2 separate regions of the Mus musculus genome follow, and region 2 is linked to region 1. Evidence: chromatin loops called from intact Hi-C (ENCODE). Cell type or tissue: left cerebral cortex. All regions are shown on one strand. Each heading gives the region's core, and the rest is flanking DNA. Links, peaks and the distances in the headings are about the cores only. Region 1 overlaps Trim44 (tripartite motif-containing 44). Region 2 holds the start of Gm34268 (a long non-coding RNA gene).

Region 1 (8,339 bases), core at 206-8,205:
TTTACAATTGTGTGAGAAGTGAGAACAGTTCTGGGAAGGTGCCCAATGGTAAGACGTATGGCATCTTGCATGTTTGCTTCCTGGCATTTATTTCCACTGGGCAGAAGGCTTGGCTGCTTAGTTTTTACTTGTTAGTCATTTTTTCAAAGAGTTGCACTTCTTCGAAGGTTTTTCCAGTTGTCTCAATTATTCATTTTCAAGCCATTTGTTTGGAATTATGTTCATGAACTATGAATAAATGAAGTTATCAAATGGCTGAGACCAGGTAAATGGTAACAAATGAAACCTCAAGGAGCATGAAGATTGGGAGCCATTTTTATATATCAAATGGCATACTGTAGTCATCTCAGGCATGGGACTACATCAGGTTGCTATGATGTTTAATTAAAGTATGGACTCTGTATCAGAGCTGGCTGTCTCTGGAGAGTCTAAGTCCATAGTCAAAGCAGCAGTGAACACTGTCTCTCAGTGATTCCATTATTTACTGCCTTAAAACGAAGGAGGTAAAGCACAGCCCTGAGGCAGAAAAGAACTGCACTGCTGCCTTCAGTCCTTCTATTGTCCTGTTTTCCAGGCTATACAAAGCAAGGACCCAATATTTACCTCACAGCTGAACTGCATGGACAGAGTGCCAGGGACAACATGTTATTTATCAAACCAGATGACTCAGTATGGCTAGGTATGAAGAGCAGACCCCATAGTATGTTAGCCTTGATTTAAATCCTGGCTCTCTGTTTAGTAAAAGATCTCTAAGCATAAAATGAGAGACGGTAGTATTAGCGCTTTGAGAATTGAATAGGGCAATGTGAAAAGTACCAAGGAGAGTCCCCGGCCTAGACAAAGAGCTGACTAAATGGTAGCTATTACTGTTAACAAAAATTAAATGTTTTAATGCTAGAAACTGCAATATTTAACAAACAGGCATTCGGGGCAGCCACTGAATGACTCCAAATGGTCTTGTTTCTCATTTGAGACATCGTTCCTGCTTATTGAATAAAGGTGCTGGTAGCCTGATTTCCTGTTGAGCATATCTCACTCTGGTGCCTTGTGAAGACCAGGAGAGATTCCAAACAAGCTGCAATTTCATATTTTTATGAAATAAAATAAAGGAAATGAAGCTACATGTAAACAGAATCAAGAAATTATCAATTAAAAACCGGAGCTGTCTAAAGGAAAGGCACTAAAACGAGAAGGACGTGAGCAATAGAATGTGGTGTTGAGGGACCAGCATGGGAAGCAGGGATGAAAAACCTGGCAATACACTGTGATCTGAAATTCTGAAGACTACCAAGTGCTACAGTGCCTGGCAATGCCACCTCCCAATCCCCCAGCAGAGGAGGTACCCTCAGCAACTGGGGAGGAAGTGGGACATAATGACTGCCCCAGGAGACAGTCTTCTGTCCCGGGGCTTTAATCCAGGCTTGGCCTATTGGGTGACCTTGTCTGACTCCACTGCCCTGTTTTGCAAAATTTTCTAAAGCTCCCATAGTACCATGAAGAAAGGGCAAATGAAGACACATTTGATAGAAGCAAGTTAGATCAGGGCTCATGAGCATACCTGCTCATGGCTTTTAGGATTTTGAGGCATTATGTTTTGTGCTTTTTGGAAAGGCTTGCAATTTCAGATTCCATAGATCTAACACCTCTAATCTTCATATTGGGCTACTGGAATCCATAACTCCAAGTTGCAGTACAACTGTTTGCCCTGTGTTAGAAGCCAGACTAAAATGAGTTTACTTATCACTTAATTCTCTCATCAATTATATTCAGATAGGTACCTTTAAAGTCCCACAGAGATGGTACTGCTAGCTTAACTATAATTTGATCAAGGGTGCTGGTTAGTTTTTATTTTAAAAGAACATTTATCAAAAACTAAATTTTGACAATCTTCCTAGCTAATCAAAGTCACAAAGCTGAAAAGATCCCAGGAGTAAACACTTACCTTATAATATCTTACCTAATATCTCTGATCTACTCTCCACCACCTTCCAGAAGCCTCCTATGGCCCTTTAAGAGATCAGGAGTAACTTAGGTCCCTACATCTAACCATCATCTCCAGCATTACCACAGACATGTGTATGTATATGTATATGATCCTCATGGATATTTATACTTAGCAGGGTCCTTTGTGAACAACTCTGAGAGACAAATGGTATTTCCAGTAATAGTTTATTGATTTCCAAATGCACAGGGGCGCCAAGTCCGAACATCCTGGGATAGCAGTAAATCTCTCTTACAAAATAATTTACAGTATGAAAATGATATACTGAAACATTAACTCAGATATGTAATTCCCTTGAAAGATTGAGTGTTCCCTTGTTTAGTGTAAAGAGTGGAAGGGGAAGATGACTAAGGAGGGAATGTGACTGTGCACACAAAAACAGGCAGAAGACAATGGATTTGTTGGTTCTACCCACTCACGCGCTGTGGCCTGTCACTGTAAAGACTGGTCAGGTTTAACTTCCATAAAGTATATATGATTGGTCCCCTAAAGCCACATCAAGCCCAGCATGGACTCTGGCTATTTTCTCAACAGTGCACTCCAAGTGTCTTCATTTATTTTCCCGTTCCTGCTCTGGTCCTTGTTAGTGTTTCTGCTCAGCCTCAAACAGTAATGGGAAACACCAGTGATCTGAATGATGTGGGAATACCTGGCTCCATAGGATGGTGGGCCTCAAACACTAATGGGTGAAGGCAGCGTCAGTGAGATGTGCAGTCTCTGTGGGTCTTTTCTCTTAGGGCAGGGTTAGACTTGATTTATAATGGGACTTTTAACTTTAAACAAACAAAAAATCTAGATGTGCTCAGCACATAGTAAACAAGCAACCAATTGACTGAGAAGTGTGTACTGAACAGCTTATGAGAGTAGAATATCAGGAATCAGCAAGACATTTTCTCTGTGGGGAGAGAGGACTTCTTAGACCACTGACTACTACAAGGTTATAAATTCTGCAGCTCTAAACTCGGGCCCAGATCCAGGTCACCAAATGACAAGGCATCTACCATGTCCCATGTTATTAGACATGGTGGAAGAGGGCTGGGTTGTCGTCACCTTGGCTTGGAGCTGTAAGAGTTGACATCTACCACAAGTGGGTTATTCTGGAAAGCCAGCAGTCACACTCCAATTATCTGTTTATACTTTCATGGACCTAGTAGAAAACTTTGTGGTGTTAAGTAAGATCACCAGGGGCTGCTTTGAACTTCACTTAACTCTTAATTAAGTGGTATAGAATATGTGGGTGTGTACAAATCTCATTCTCATTTACACACACACACACACACACACACACACACACACACACACACACACACACACACACTCCAGGAAGGGAGTCCAAAATTAGTGATTTGTATTGGCACCTTCTCAGAGTACAAACATGGTAGCTGGGTTTCCTAAAACATGAAGAGTTGCTTTCTATAGTAATGAAGCAGGAGATATTTAGATAATGTTAGAAGACTACCATTACCTCCAACTCTGTCTAAAAACTTTACACTCTTGAAGGCCTTTATTTTCCTTTGTGGGGACTGTACCAAAAATCCAGCTCCTGGAAGGAACAATGAATACTTACAACATCTACTAGAGCAGAGTACTAAGGCCATCTTGATGTCTTTGAAAAAGAATTCCGAGTGTGAATGGGCATACTACACTGGGGGAACTGAAAGCCTTTCTCTCTCTCAATCTGTAGGTGAGTCATGGTGTGGGGCAGAGGGCTGACTGCAGAGCAGGGAGTGCTGTGCTCAAAACTGGTTCCATTGTTTGTTAGCAACTACAGACAAGTGACTTGTCCTCTGCACATCTACAGAGGCTCATTGCCTGTACTAAGGTTACTTACTCTTACTGGCTGTTAGAGCTGAGAAGTCAAGCACTTCTTGGAACTGCCCTAGATAGATATAACGGTATCAAACCAAACCAATGAACAAATTACTCTCAGCACTCAGAAACTTAACATTCAGAAGGTATCCAGGACTTGTTTGGAGGACCCAACTTATTTTAGAGACATTCATTACCTGTATCACTTGATGATTTGGGCAAACCCTGCTGTCCACAGTCTGTCAGGACACATACAACTCTGACAATCTTAACTCACACTGACCTGGAAAGGCAAGAAGCTTCGTTCACTATGGGGCACAAGGCCAAGTAAGAGGTCATAGCTTTGAGGACGAAGCTGATACCAGTACAGAAAGTATTCTTGTTCTTACATTGATAAATGCTGCCACTAGGAACTTAGGGATCTGGGCTAGGGGCTGCTGTGCTGTGTTTAATGCTTTTCTGGTTAAAGTTTTATCAGTGTTGAAGACAGCAGGAGCCCATAAAGTGAATCTGAAACCCTTACTAAGTAAAGGGAAAATGCTTTCCTTGAGGATTTCAGAGAGATGGTAATTTAAAGAGACAGGTTGGCAAATCTTATATTTCTGTTTATAACCACTGCATAAATGCTTGCATTCCCCAAATACTGATTTAAAGAAATAGCATGATTGGGTGGAGAGGCAATGATCTGTTCATTGCTAATATAAGGTCAACATGTAAAGATCAATGATTACTGAGAAAGACAAGACAAGCTTCCAAACTGTCAAGTCTTTTCAATCTTGTGATAGTTTACACTCTTTCTACAGTGGCCCTTCTTTTAAAATTTTGGCAGAACAGGATATCACTGGAGGTTGTCAACTCAAGATGTATTAAATTCTCCAGTCTTTGCAGACAGATGGTAAGACACCAAAATTGTCTAAGCCATCTACTAGCCACCAGCTGGGGAAAGTATACATATTTTTAGATCTCACACTCCGCTCTGCCCCAATATCCTTGTATGTGTGGTGAGTTTCAGTAATCCTAGCCTACAGCAGAGTGGCTTGGCAGTTTCCTGGCCTCAAAGGGATAAATCATTTTCTAGCATGCACAGGGCTGAACAATGACATAAATAGGACTCCTACAATAAGTCTATGCTGTTTCTGCCTCAGAACTATCCTGTACATACACATGTTAGCTGCCCCTAAAGCTTTGTGATAAGTACACAGGCAAGCTGGCTGACAGGAAAAGGGAGATGTACTACTCCAAGGTGGACTCCTTGGATCTGGAAGTCTAGACCTTGATCAACAGCAACCCCAAGGCTGCCTGAATCCAGTTCAGACAAAATCTCAAAGTGAACATGGAAATACCACACAAGCAGAGGAGATAGAATCACTGTCCACTTACAAATATGAGTTTCCTTCCAAGTTTCCTATTTTAGTTTAGCACTTTAGGTGTATGAACATTCTCTTGTATAACATAAGCATTTGTTCCATTAAAAAATATGGTCATCTCTTGACTTCAAATCATTTGGAAAGAAAAACTGATGTCTCAAGAAGATGTGGTGCTTGTGAGCTTGCAGTTAGTTGGGTATCTCCCAGCACACTTACTACTTCCTGGATCCTGAAAAGCATGGTTGTAAGAGACTGTGATCTGGGAGTGTGGGAAGGCCAGGAAACCCAGCTCTGGAGCATGCCTGGACATGCTACATGAAGAGAAAACTGGGCTGTGTGAGGTGAGCTGACGGCCTGCTGCAGGGGAAGGGAGGATTCCAATTATAGTAAATAGAGGAATGTTTGCTAGCTGCCAGGGAGGGACAAGGATTCCCCTCACAGTGCACTGACCACCATAGACTAACCTCGGAGTGAAACTGCTAAGTTTTACAGTGACAATCTCCACCTGCCAATATACATGCCAGCCTTTTATGTTGTGACAGGCCTGTTAATCCACACAGCTGGCCGAAGAATTCTGGGTTTTATCAGATGCTTTAGTGACCATTTTGGAAAATTGAGGCAATCTGAATTCTGAAACACTGATTTCAACCTTTAATCAGATTTCTGTGCCTCACCCCAGTCCTTAAGGTCATTTCCTTTCTACCTTTTCAATCATTTTCCCATTTCCACAGCACTGAATTATGAAACTTAAGTCCTAGATAACCTCACATACTAAAAATATCTTCTTTCTAGCTCTGGACTCTTTCTCCAACCCTATTTTAACCCAGTTGCCCTAACACTTTTCACAGAGGCAGAACTGGACTATGACAGACTGCCTATTGAGTCAGTTTGGCCCCACTTGGCCACATTTGCTTTAAGCTTCAGTACAAACAAAGTGGGTTTGTTTTCTGTTTGCAGGTAAGGAAAACTGATATCCTTTCGAGATGTTCTAGAACCTTCCTAAGGAAGTGATAGTGTTGACTTGCACAATATTCCAGGGGCTGGCTTTCCTGAGTAAGTTCAAAGCAGCCATTGGGGGGTTAGCTGAAGAGCCCTCCAAGTTGATCAAAAGGGCTCTTCCCATGACCTACCACAGAGAACAAGAAGCACACAGTCAGAATGCATACAACCCCTGGTCCCTTGGGAACATGTGTGCCTGCTGTGGATCTGGGGACATTTCCAGTAGAAGAAGTTTGTTGCCTGGCAGCTTTCACAGATATCAGAAGCCATTACATACACGCTGTCACACACACACGGGGAAGGGGCGTTTTCTGCAGGGAATGCTAAGTCTTCATGTGTCCTCTTCTTCACTGGCACCGCTACAAAGGAAAAGGAGAAGCAAGTGAGTTCAAACGTCACAGAAAGGAGGCAACGCAGTACAGGTTGACAGCTTTGTGCTGCTTCTATCATGACTGAGCAGTAGGCCCACAGCAAAGTGTCTTAGTTGCTTTGATTTCTGATTTCTAAATTTAACTACCGTTGTCATGAAAATTTACAAAAAAAAAAAAAAAAAAAAAAAAAGGACTTACTATCTTGGGTTCTGGGAGAATCAATTAAGAACACGTGTAAAATACACAATGCCCAGTATACAACCAGTAAGTAAAAGAGCAGGAAGATTGTCAGACTGAATTTTAAAATTTTAATTAACAAAATAAACTGCTGGTAGAAACCAGTTTTATTTCCTCTAGGTGTTAAGACATCTATTATTAGATCAGAAAACCAATCATCAGCAGCATCAGCAGCAATCAATCAATTGCACTTTGCCTTGGGCAGAGCCAAGGTCTCATCCACGCTGTAGTCAGTCTCTAGGAAGTGCTCTACCTCAACAGGTCACTGGGTCATTCTCTGTGTACCTTCCTTCCTTCTTTGCTCTTATTGAATTCTATAGTTTGGATCTTATTCTCATCCCCCTTCTCCTGAAGTATATAAGGGTAGCATTAATGCTATCTTACCAGTGACGACACATCTAGTAGTTGTACAGTATCATAAAGAAGTGACCTCTAAAAACAACAGAAAGAAAGAATGGAAGGAACAGACAGGGTTGAAAACAGCCTCAGCCACTACTGAGATAAGCAGAGGATTCCTGGTGTCAGTGTTTCAGTGTCAGAACCTAAGTGTATAGTCCCATAGGCATGACTATTATTTGAGATACTTGGTGTTAAAGTACCACTGGTCTGGTTCTGGACAGTACACCATCATAGAAGACGGGGCCAGGAAAAGACATGGCCAGAGAAAGAAAGGCAACAGGAATGAGCACATTTACAAATAGGCAAAACCAGCAACCTGCCTAGGTACTCCTCATCCACTTCTAGAGGTCACCAATTCAAAGATGAGTAAGGGTCACCTCCATCTCCTGCTTATTAAGCCTGAACACAGAAATACACGACCAGAATTTGGTGTTGTCTACCCCATTTTTCTATCACTACTCACTCCAATCCCAGGATGTTGCAATTACTATTTTCTGCACTGTCCAGATGAAGAAAGTGAAAATCTCTGAGATGTAAGAACCCAGGGTCCTTAAGATCAAGGTTTAATTTTGACTGAAGTCTAAAGTTTCAAGCTGGCGGAGACAGAAAAGGTTTATAGTATATTAGCTCCCAGCTATGACCTAGAAAAGTTCTCAGAAAAGGATTAACTTTGTCTACATAAAATCTATGTTCTTTGTTTCCTTCTGGGGAAACCATTAAGGGAAAAATATTCTAGCAGTGGGTTTCTAGTACTTCCCAGGTAGAAACCCTTTAGACACAGGCCTACAGAATTAGGTGAGTGAGTACACTCTGGAAGCCAGAAGAGACACTTCAGTAATATGCTACATTCAGAATTCTGCCCTATTTCTACTCTTTTCCTGTTGACTGTCTAGTCATGGGATGAAGGGTGCATGTAGGCAGGGCCGGCCAGAGGACTGACATTGAGGCAGTATTTGGTGGCATCTGTCCCAAAGAAAACAAAGGGCCCTTTATAAAAAGTTTCTAGCCACAATCAAAGAACATAAAATAAAACTGGCACCATATTCTCCCCCTCAGTATTATATTCAGAGCAAGCTCTTTTTGTTTCCCTGGCAGTCTTATTTCTATAAGAGAGGACTGATGGTAAGTCTGCCCTTTCCCTAAGCTGCAGTTCAC
Region 2 (8,339 bases), core at 121-8,120, 52 kb before region 1:
TACTTCCAGGGTCTCATGAGCCTAATCCCTTCTTCCTGGGGGGAATGCTGGCATTGAGAGAAAACCCTTGTGGCACGCACACACACAGTTGGTAGACCAACCCCTATGGCCATTCTCCTACTGCATACACCTGCTAGAGCTAAATAAACCACATCTTTCAATCAACTGACATTTGTTGTTTTCAGAGTTAGAGCACAGGTTAACATCAACCACCGGTGACCCATCTGCTATATTCATGTCTCTTTCCCTAAATGCTCATTTTTTTCTTAAGGATTTTGTTTGACCCCAGAAAATCTGCCACTGAGTGAAAAACTGTAAAATTTAAAGACATTGTTCAATTTAAGTAAATGGGTGGAAATATTGAGGCATCCCATTTCAACTCTAAAAAATCCCCAAATAACTTTCTCAGACAGAGAAATATAGAAGATATGACTATCACCAATATATGTTCAAATATACAATTCAGGATGAGTTGAAAGTAACTAGTTTGTGTGTCATGCCATATAAGGACGGCTTAGCTTATTCAGCAAAGCTGACAAGGTAGAATCCAGGACACGATGATTGAAGGGAACTGTACTTGAAAGCCATCCTCCCTTCAGCAGCTCTCTGGTCTGATCCTTGCCTTTCTCTCCTGCTGAACACATGAGGACTAATTAAAGGCCAATGGAGAGGACACCTTCAAGCCACCGGAGGCAGCACACACACCATGCAAAGGGGGTTGTGAGAGCCTCTCTTGCTTAGTGCCCTTCCCTAAGAAAGCATTTGAGGACTCTTCCTAGCACAGGGAGTGACGAGTGTATCCAGTGTGCTAGGCACTGTCTAGAAACTTCAAGCAATTGAGATTATGTGCTGTGCCATTGTGTGGAACTAAATGTCAAGTGCTCCTTCTTACAGGATATGTGTTGCATGTGCTTCTGGGTAAAACTTTATCTACAAAATAAAAATTTAAAAAAAAAAAACCCTGAAGGACAGATAAATGTTATCTGGAACGTGGCATAATTTTAAAGGAGACATTGTGAATAGAACATTTGAACAGTCCTTGTATGGAGGAATTACAAAGATTTGGGTTTTTTACACATAATTGCATTTTTAAATTTTTTTTTTTTTTTGAGGCAGCATCTTGTCTCATAGCCTAGGTTGGCCTGTAATTCAGTAGGTTTCCCAGGCTGGCCTCAAAATTGCAATTCTCCTGTCTTAGCTTCTCAGACTGTTGTTTTCAGAACTTCCCATCATGCCTAGTTTCCATTAGTATATTTAAAACGTTATTTTGAAAAAAAAATTCACATAATGTATTTTGATAATGTTTTTCTCCTCCCCTAATTCCTCCCAGATCCTCCCCAAGTCCCTATCCATTCAACTTTGTTTTCTCTATCTCTCTAAAATAAATAAATAAATAAATAAATAAATAAATAAATAAACAAGGAACACACATAGTAAGAGCAAAGGGGAGAAAAATGCCAAATAAAACAAGATGATACAAAAGGTCTACAAAACACCATGAACTTTGCTTTATGTTGGTCAGTTCCTCATGGGCATGGGGCCTGTCCTGAACTGTGGCTGATATACCCAGTGGTTGATCCCCCATTGGAGAAAACTTATTTTCCCTTTGGCAATAGGTATCAGTTGCAGATAGCTTCTTGCTAGGGGTGGGATCTGGTGTCCACTTCCCCTCTCAGCACCGGCATTCTATGTGGTTTGAGCCTGTGCAGGCCTTGTGCATGTTGCCCCAGTCTCTGTGAGTTCACATGTACATCAGTCCTGTAGTGCCTGGAAGGCAGCATTTCCTTTGTGTCATCCATCACCTCTGGCTTTTACAACCTTTCTTCCTCCTCATCCACACAGATCCCTGAGCTCTGAGGAGAGACACTTTATGAAGGCAGCCCCCTTAGGACTGAGTGCTTCAAGGTTTCTCACTTTCAGTACATGGTCCAGTTGTGGGTCTCAATAAAGCCCCCCCCCCCCCCCATCTACTGCAGGAGAAAGCTTTTCTGACGAGGGTGCGTGGAGGCACTGATTTCAGTCTCAGCCCAATGTTGCCAATTTTTTTAATTAAAAAAAACACTGAAGCAAAACCAAAATATTTGATATTCTTTAAATTTCTAGTGAATCTTTTGTGAAGTTACAGAATGGCATAGTCAAACATGTCAAAGTGCTACCATTTTTAATTTCAATGCCTAAAAATACTCACCTGGGGACTCGTGCCAGACAGACATCTTCTTGGCCTTTTCCCATCTTCCTGAAAATTCTCTCTTTTCTCTCTTGTGCTAGATTGCTGGTTGAATCCATTTTTCTCCCTTGCTTTATCTATCTATCTATCTATCTATCTATCTGTCTGTCTGTCTGTCTGTCTGTCTGTCTTTGATTTTTTTTTTTTTTTTTGAGACAGGGTTTTTCAGCCCTGGCTGTCCTACAACTCACTCTATAGACCAGGCTGGCCTTGAACTCCAAGATCTTCCTGCCTCTGCCTGGGATTAAAGGCGTGCGCCATCACCCTCAGACTCACCCCTTCCTTCTAATGGAGCACATCCCTCAATAATACCTTTCGTAGAAAGGTACTCAGAGGTAAAACTTTGCGACCTTGCTTCTAGAACTGTCCCTATTTAATACTCCTTTCCAACTGCTGCTTAGGCACAGTATAAATTAGAAGCTCTTTTCCTTCTGCAGTGTAACACACTCTGTTGTCTCCTGTTTGGTGACATTCTGACCTGATTTCTCCCTGACAGCATTTGTAATCTTTGTTTCTGATGATCTGAAGTTTGGGACGACAGGCTTTAATGAGAGAATTTCTTTGTTACACTGGCTTTTGAAGGCTCTGTTACCCTAGAAACTTACTTCCTCTGTTAATTCTACTCCTCTCTCCCTCCCTGTCTCCCTCCCTCCCTCCCTGTCTCCCTCCCTCCCTGTCTCCCTCCCTCCTTCCTTCCCTCCCTGTTTCCCTCCCTTCCTCCTTGTCTCCCTCCCTCCCTCCCTCCCTGTCTCCCTCCTTGTCTCCCTCCCTGTCTCTCTCCCTCCTTCCCTCCTTCCCCTTCCTCCCTTTTTTCTATCCTTTTCTCCTTGCTTACTTGCTTTCTTGTATTTTTTCCTCTCACTATAGAGATTACCCTGAGGTTTTATGAATCTCAGACAAGCACACTCCTGCTCAGTTGCCTCTCTAACCTGATTGCTTAGACTTTGGATCATTCTATTAGCCACCCCATTCTCTCATCTCCCATCTCTGTGATGCTTGCATTTCTGGGAATGCTCTTACCTGTGTCGTCCTATCTAGAGACTGCTTGTTACTTCTGAGCCCGAGACATTAACTTCCTCAAGTTCTTTCTTGCTCTCTTTCATTCTTTCCGTTATCTTCTCTCTGAATGGTTACTGATGATACATTTGGGAAAAGTGCTACCCAATGTGTGTGGTCAGTGATTCCCCGTCCTCCTGCACTTCCTCTTCCTTCTGGTCATTGTCTTCATGTTATACACCTGACAGAAAACCAGGGAAGTCTCTAGGCTGCTGACTGTAAGTCTTGCAGGAGTGCCTTGCCATCAATGAGACTTGTCTATGGGTCCCGCAAATGCTCCACTTGGACCTGTTTAGAAGCCTCTTTATGGACTGATTAGCCATCTCCAAGCCCGGTCTATCATGCAGATGGGTTTAGACTATCTGTCAGCCATTGTCATTGGGCCAGTTGGTATAGGAACAGAATGTCCATGGATCCAACTTCTCCTAATACAAGCCTAGGGTTTAACAGACAAAGTCACCACCCTCAATGGTTCCCATGTCCAATGCTACAGTGGGACAGAAAGCATCTCTCTCACCCGCAGTGGAGTTTCCTGACTGTGAGGGTAAAGGTTGGAGATCAAGGGACTCTTCTATACAGAGCAAATCAACTGGCTTTAAAAGGGTTGTTTTAATTTTAAAGACATTTAAATGGAGAAAGACAATGATGGCCCACTTAAACCAAATGCATATCACGACACCCAATGATTCTGAGCACATACACACCCAGGCTCCACAAGATGTCTCACCCTGAATCCAGAACATGCTCGGTAAGCAGAAGTCCAGGACAACTTGAGTTAGTCCGAGCTCTGTGATGAGAACAGTTAAAGCTGCTTCTCAGTTGACGTCACATCCCACTACTCCAAAGTCAACTTCAACATGGCTATGGCTTTGCTTGAAGCTGGTTCCATGCTAGCAAAAGGCTGCATGCTGCCCTTCTGTGGACTGGAGGGGTAATAAACCAGCCTACTGTTTGCCTGCCACTGATGTGATGCATGTTGGATGCTAGGCTTTGTGCTAGGTGCCTCTAACCTGTGGCACATCAGATAAGGGTCCTGCACAAGCCAAGGGCTATTTTTGGGTTTATAGTCTATATCAGTAGTAGCCTCGACAGCTTGATTTTTGCAGCGTACACAGCAGAAGGTCTGGGTTTAAAACGTTCCAACAATCCTACAGGGGAGTACAGCTCCTGCAACAGATGATGTAACTGGTGCAGAGAGGTGATGCCATTTGCTGAGGTTCTCACAGTTAATAGGTATTGGTCCAGGGTCCAGGGCCCACCAGGATGTTGCTTCCTTGTGGCACTGCAAGCTCACCAGATCCCTCTGCAGGGCTGGCTTCGTGGCCACACTTCCTGCTGCCTGGTCTTCAGGGCCTCACTGTAGGGGTGTCTCCTGAACCCTTTCTTATGCATTTCTGCTTCACCACTCTCACTCTTCTGTCAGCAAAAAGTGGTCTGTAAGTTGCATGGGTTTCCCCATTGTCTTCTAATTATTACCTTTGTAGCCAGAATATAGAGGACTTTAAGGGACAAGCCCATTGGAGAAGAGTCAGAAGGGACAATATAAGGGTCAGGAGGGTGGGCTAGAAAGACACAGAGCTGTGTGAAGATCAAGGCCTGTGCTTGCTAAGCCATACCAGTCTGCAAAGTTTCTTACCCAGTCTGATAGGCGAAGAATAATGAGATAGCGGCCAAGCTTCATTGGCTTCCCCTCTGGATGAGAGCTTGGGAGCTTTTGTGCACAGGCTTTGGTGTGGACATAAAGGAGTGGATATGTGTCCATGCACTCGTGTGCATGTGCATGCTCATGCATGTGTGCACGAGTGTGAGTGTGTATGCTTATGTGATTACATGCACGTGTGTATACATGCGTGCATATGTGTATAAATGCATGCATGCATGCATGCATGTGTGTGTGTGTGTTTGTGTGTGTGTATGTGATGTTCACAATCCAGGCACTTTTCAGACTTTTATTTTTTTTTATCTCCTTTTTAATGACCACCTTTTGTAATTATTGCAATAAAAAAAAACTTCAATGAAAGTATGTATATGTGTGTGCATAAGTAGGTATGTGCGTGTGAATACAACATCCCTGGAGGCCAGAAAAGGGTATCTGATGCCCTGGAGCTGGAGCTATGCATTACCTGACATGAGTGCTAGGAACTAAACTCAGCTTCTCTTACTGCTGAATCACTTCCCCAACCCCAAATTCTTGTGATTGATTATGAAACACCTGCTTGTTTTCTAGCCAGCCACTGTGTTCAGTCTTTTATGTCATCTTGTTAATGTTTCCTGGATCCCTATGGAATAAATATTATACATCATTTCCAGGTAAGAAAACCGAGACCCTGAGAGGGGAAGTAATGCACCACATCTTATTATTTATAAACTGCAGAGCACACGTCTGAACCCAGACAGGATTCCAAACACAGCTCTCTGCAGTGTGGTCAATGAAGCAAATGTTTATTGGGAAGCTGCCACGTGCTGGGCGCCCCCTCTGACTTCTGGGAAATCATATTAAACAGAGAAGAGCATCAGGCCTTGTGGAACTTACATTCCACCACTGGGAATAGATATGCAAGTTAAATAGCAGAGTGCATCAGACATAAACAATACTCAGAGCCACGAAGGAAACAGAAGAGGAACACAGAACAACAGTTAGGAACACTCAAGCTCGGAACACTTCTGGAGCTTGGGTTGGTGCTGGGATTTGGGTGATGCTGGGGTCTGGATGGTGCTGGGATTTGGGTGATGCTGGGGTCTGGATGGTGCTGGGATTTGGGTGATGCTGGGGTCTGGATGGTGCTGGGATTTGGGTGATGCTGGGGTCTGGATGGTGCTGGGATTTGGGTGATGCTGGGGTCTGGATGGTGCTGGGATTTAGGTGATGCTGGGGTCAGGATGGTGCTAGGATTTGAGTGGTTCTGGGTTCTGGAGAGGGTTGGGCCTAGGTGATACTTTGTTATGGTTGACACCGAGATTTGAGTGGTGCTGGAATCTGGATGATGCCAAGCTTTGGGTGGCATGTGGGTTTGCATAGTGCTGGGGTCTGAGAGAGTGGTGCTGGGGTCTAGATGGTAAAGATGTTGGTGGTGCTGGCTTCTGGCAGTGCTGGAATTTGGAGTGTGGTGATATAAGAGGAGGTGGATCCATACTAAAAGGTGCATTAATATCTAAGAGACACATTCTCTTAAAAATTTTTTAAAAACCTTTATTAATCCTTTTTTTTGCATCATGCACCCCAACCCCACTCATCTCCCCATCCCTTCGTATCTGCCCTCTGCCCTTGCAACTGCACCCCAACAATCAAAACAAAGCAAAATAAATAAAGCTAGATCTCATTGCGGAAGCAGCAGTGTGTTACAGTGTGCCCCACAGTATACCCTTTTGTCCACTTCTTTCCATGCAAATGTCTATTACAATGAGTCACTGTTTTGTTTCAAGGCCTCTGGCTTCTGCTACACTATCAATATTGGATCCTCAGAGGGACTCCTCTTAGACATCCTGTTGTTCTCCTGTGTCATGAAGATCCTGCAACTTTAGATCTGCAGGATTGACCCCTTCCACACTCAAGCAGTTCGAAGATGAGGTATACGTTTGGATGGTCCAACCCAAAGCCCTGGATCTGGGCCAGGATGGTAGCTGAGTTTGTCAGCCTGCCAGCTCTCCAGCACCCACACCACTGGGGCAAAGCTCTCAGCACTGTCAACTCCTAGCTCACCCACGGTCATAGCTGGAAGGGATGGGACTGGCTCTCCTGGTCTCTGGCCACGAGGACAAATCTGAGTCACTGAGCTATTTGTTGAGAAGAGGCTATTATAAGAGTGAGCCTTTTCTGGCTTCTGATGCAGTGGTATTCTCTCCTCTGTGATCACTGTTGCCATGATGCCTTCTCATATGATATAGTGCAGCTGGGGGGGGGGGGAGTGAGGTGGGGTGGGGTGGGGGTGGGGTGGGGTTCTTGCAGACCTAGTGTCCTGGTGCTGGAACAATTTGCTACCAAATGTTCAGCAAATGAGCCTCTTTTGTTGAGTAGTACTCAGTTTTGTGTGTTTCATCATGTTAACAGAGAAAAGATTGACCGAGTGGCCGGGAGAACTCACAAGACCTTTGCATGGAGACCTCAAGGAAGGGAGGGAGCCGGCCACATTGTGATCTGAATGGGAAACATCCCAGTAGGAGAGGCAGCCAGTACAAAGGTTCTGAGGTGTGGTGGGATGGCAGGTCTATTCTGAGACAGTGGAACAGATGCCATGTGAGAGAAGGAGGGAATATCGTATTCCTTTGGCCACGAAATGAACACTGCATTAACCATGCCAGGCACGCATGGGTGACTCACCTCCAGCAGGGTAGGCTCACATCCACATTTAGGTCTCTGTAGAGCAGTGGTTCTCAACCTTCCTAAATGCTGCGTCCTTTTAATTCATTTCATTTTGTTCCTCATATCAGGGTGTCCCCCAGCCATAAGATTGTTTTCATTGCTACTTTATAACTGTAGTTTTTGCTATTGTTATGAATCATAATGTAAATAGGATATGCAGGGTAGCTGATTTGTGACCCCCGTGAAAGAGTTGTTTTGACACCCCAAAGGGGTTGCAACACACAAGTTGAGAACTGCTGCTCTAAAACCTGCAGAGAGTAAAGGCTGGGTTCTGTTAAGGAAGGAGTGAGGGGACCTGCCTACCTAAGCTGAAAGAGCAGCCTGTGAGGTTCGTGGGTGTGATTGATGAGTGGGCAACTTTACATATCCTCAGAATATGTAACCCTGAAGTCCTCCCAAGTGCCACCATGCTCATTGCTCTCTTCTTTCCTAATGGAACCAAAAGAGGAACCTGCCTAACTCTTAAGGCTGTGAATTCAAGGACCTTGCTCCTCCCTCAATGCTGGTTTGTGAGGAGTTCACCTAAGAGCTGCTCCCCTCTCACACCTGACAGGTGAAGATGTAGACCCCTCTGTGAACCCCAGTCTGAGCTGGAGAAATGGCTCCTGTGTAGCCTTGATTCCAGAGACAATCCAAGTTTGGAGTTTGGAAGTCTTAAGGAAATCAGGCTCAACCCAAAGGAAATCAGATGCAGGG

Evidence for each region. A loop is a pair of places that touch in the nucleus more often than their neighbours do. Peaks named below come from ENCODE experiments on the same cell type or tissue, not always from the same donor. Only the 100,000 strongest peaks of a DNase experiment are listed, where the experiment ranks them.
Region 2: a loop joins it to region 1, with 2.1 times the contacts of the local background. A loop is called at or near these places in 3 of 42 quality-filtered maps.

The regions. Positions count from the first base shown.
Region 1 is chr2:102,297,969-102,306,307 of GRCm38, forward strand. It overlaps Trim44 (tripartite motif-containing 44), which reads right to left. Exons shown (of 5, transcript NM_020267.2): 5 at 2,151-6,536. The coding sequence ends at 6,509. Among named protein-coding and RNA genes, the nearest start is that of Gm34268, 55 kb to the left of the region's middle. In left cerebral cortex, for the core only: no CTCF peak of the experiment used is centred there; a DNase peak (open chromatin) is centred at 4,778; H3K27ac peaks cover 2,409 bases.
Region 2 is chr2:102,245,899-102,254,237 of GRCm38, forward strand. It overlaps Gm34268 (a long non-coding RNA gene), which reads right to left and starts at 1,065. Exons shown (of 2, transcript XR_374821.2): 1 at 1-1,065. In left cerebral cortex, for the core only: no CTCF peak of the experiment used is centred there; DNase peaks (open chromatin) are centred at 4,432, 6,980, 7,529 and 7,921; H3K27ac peaks cover 1,151 bases.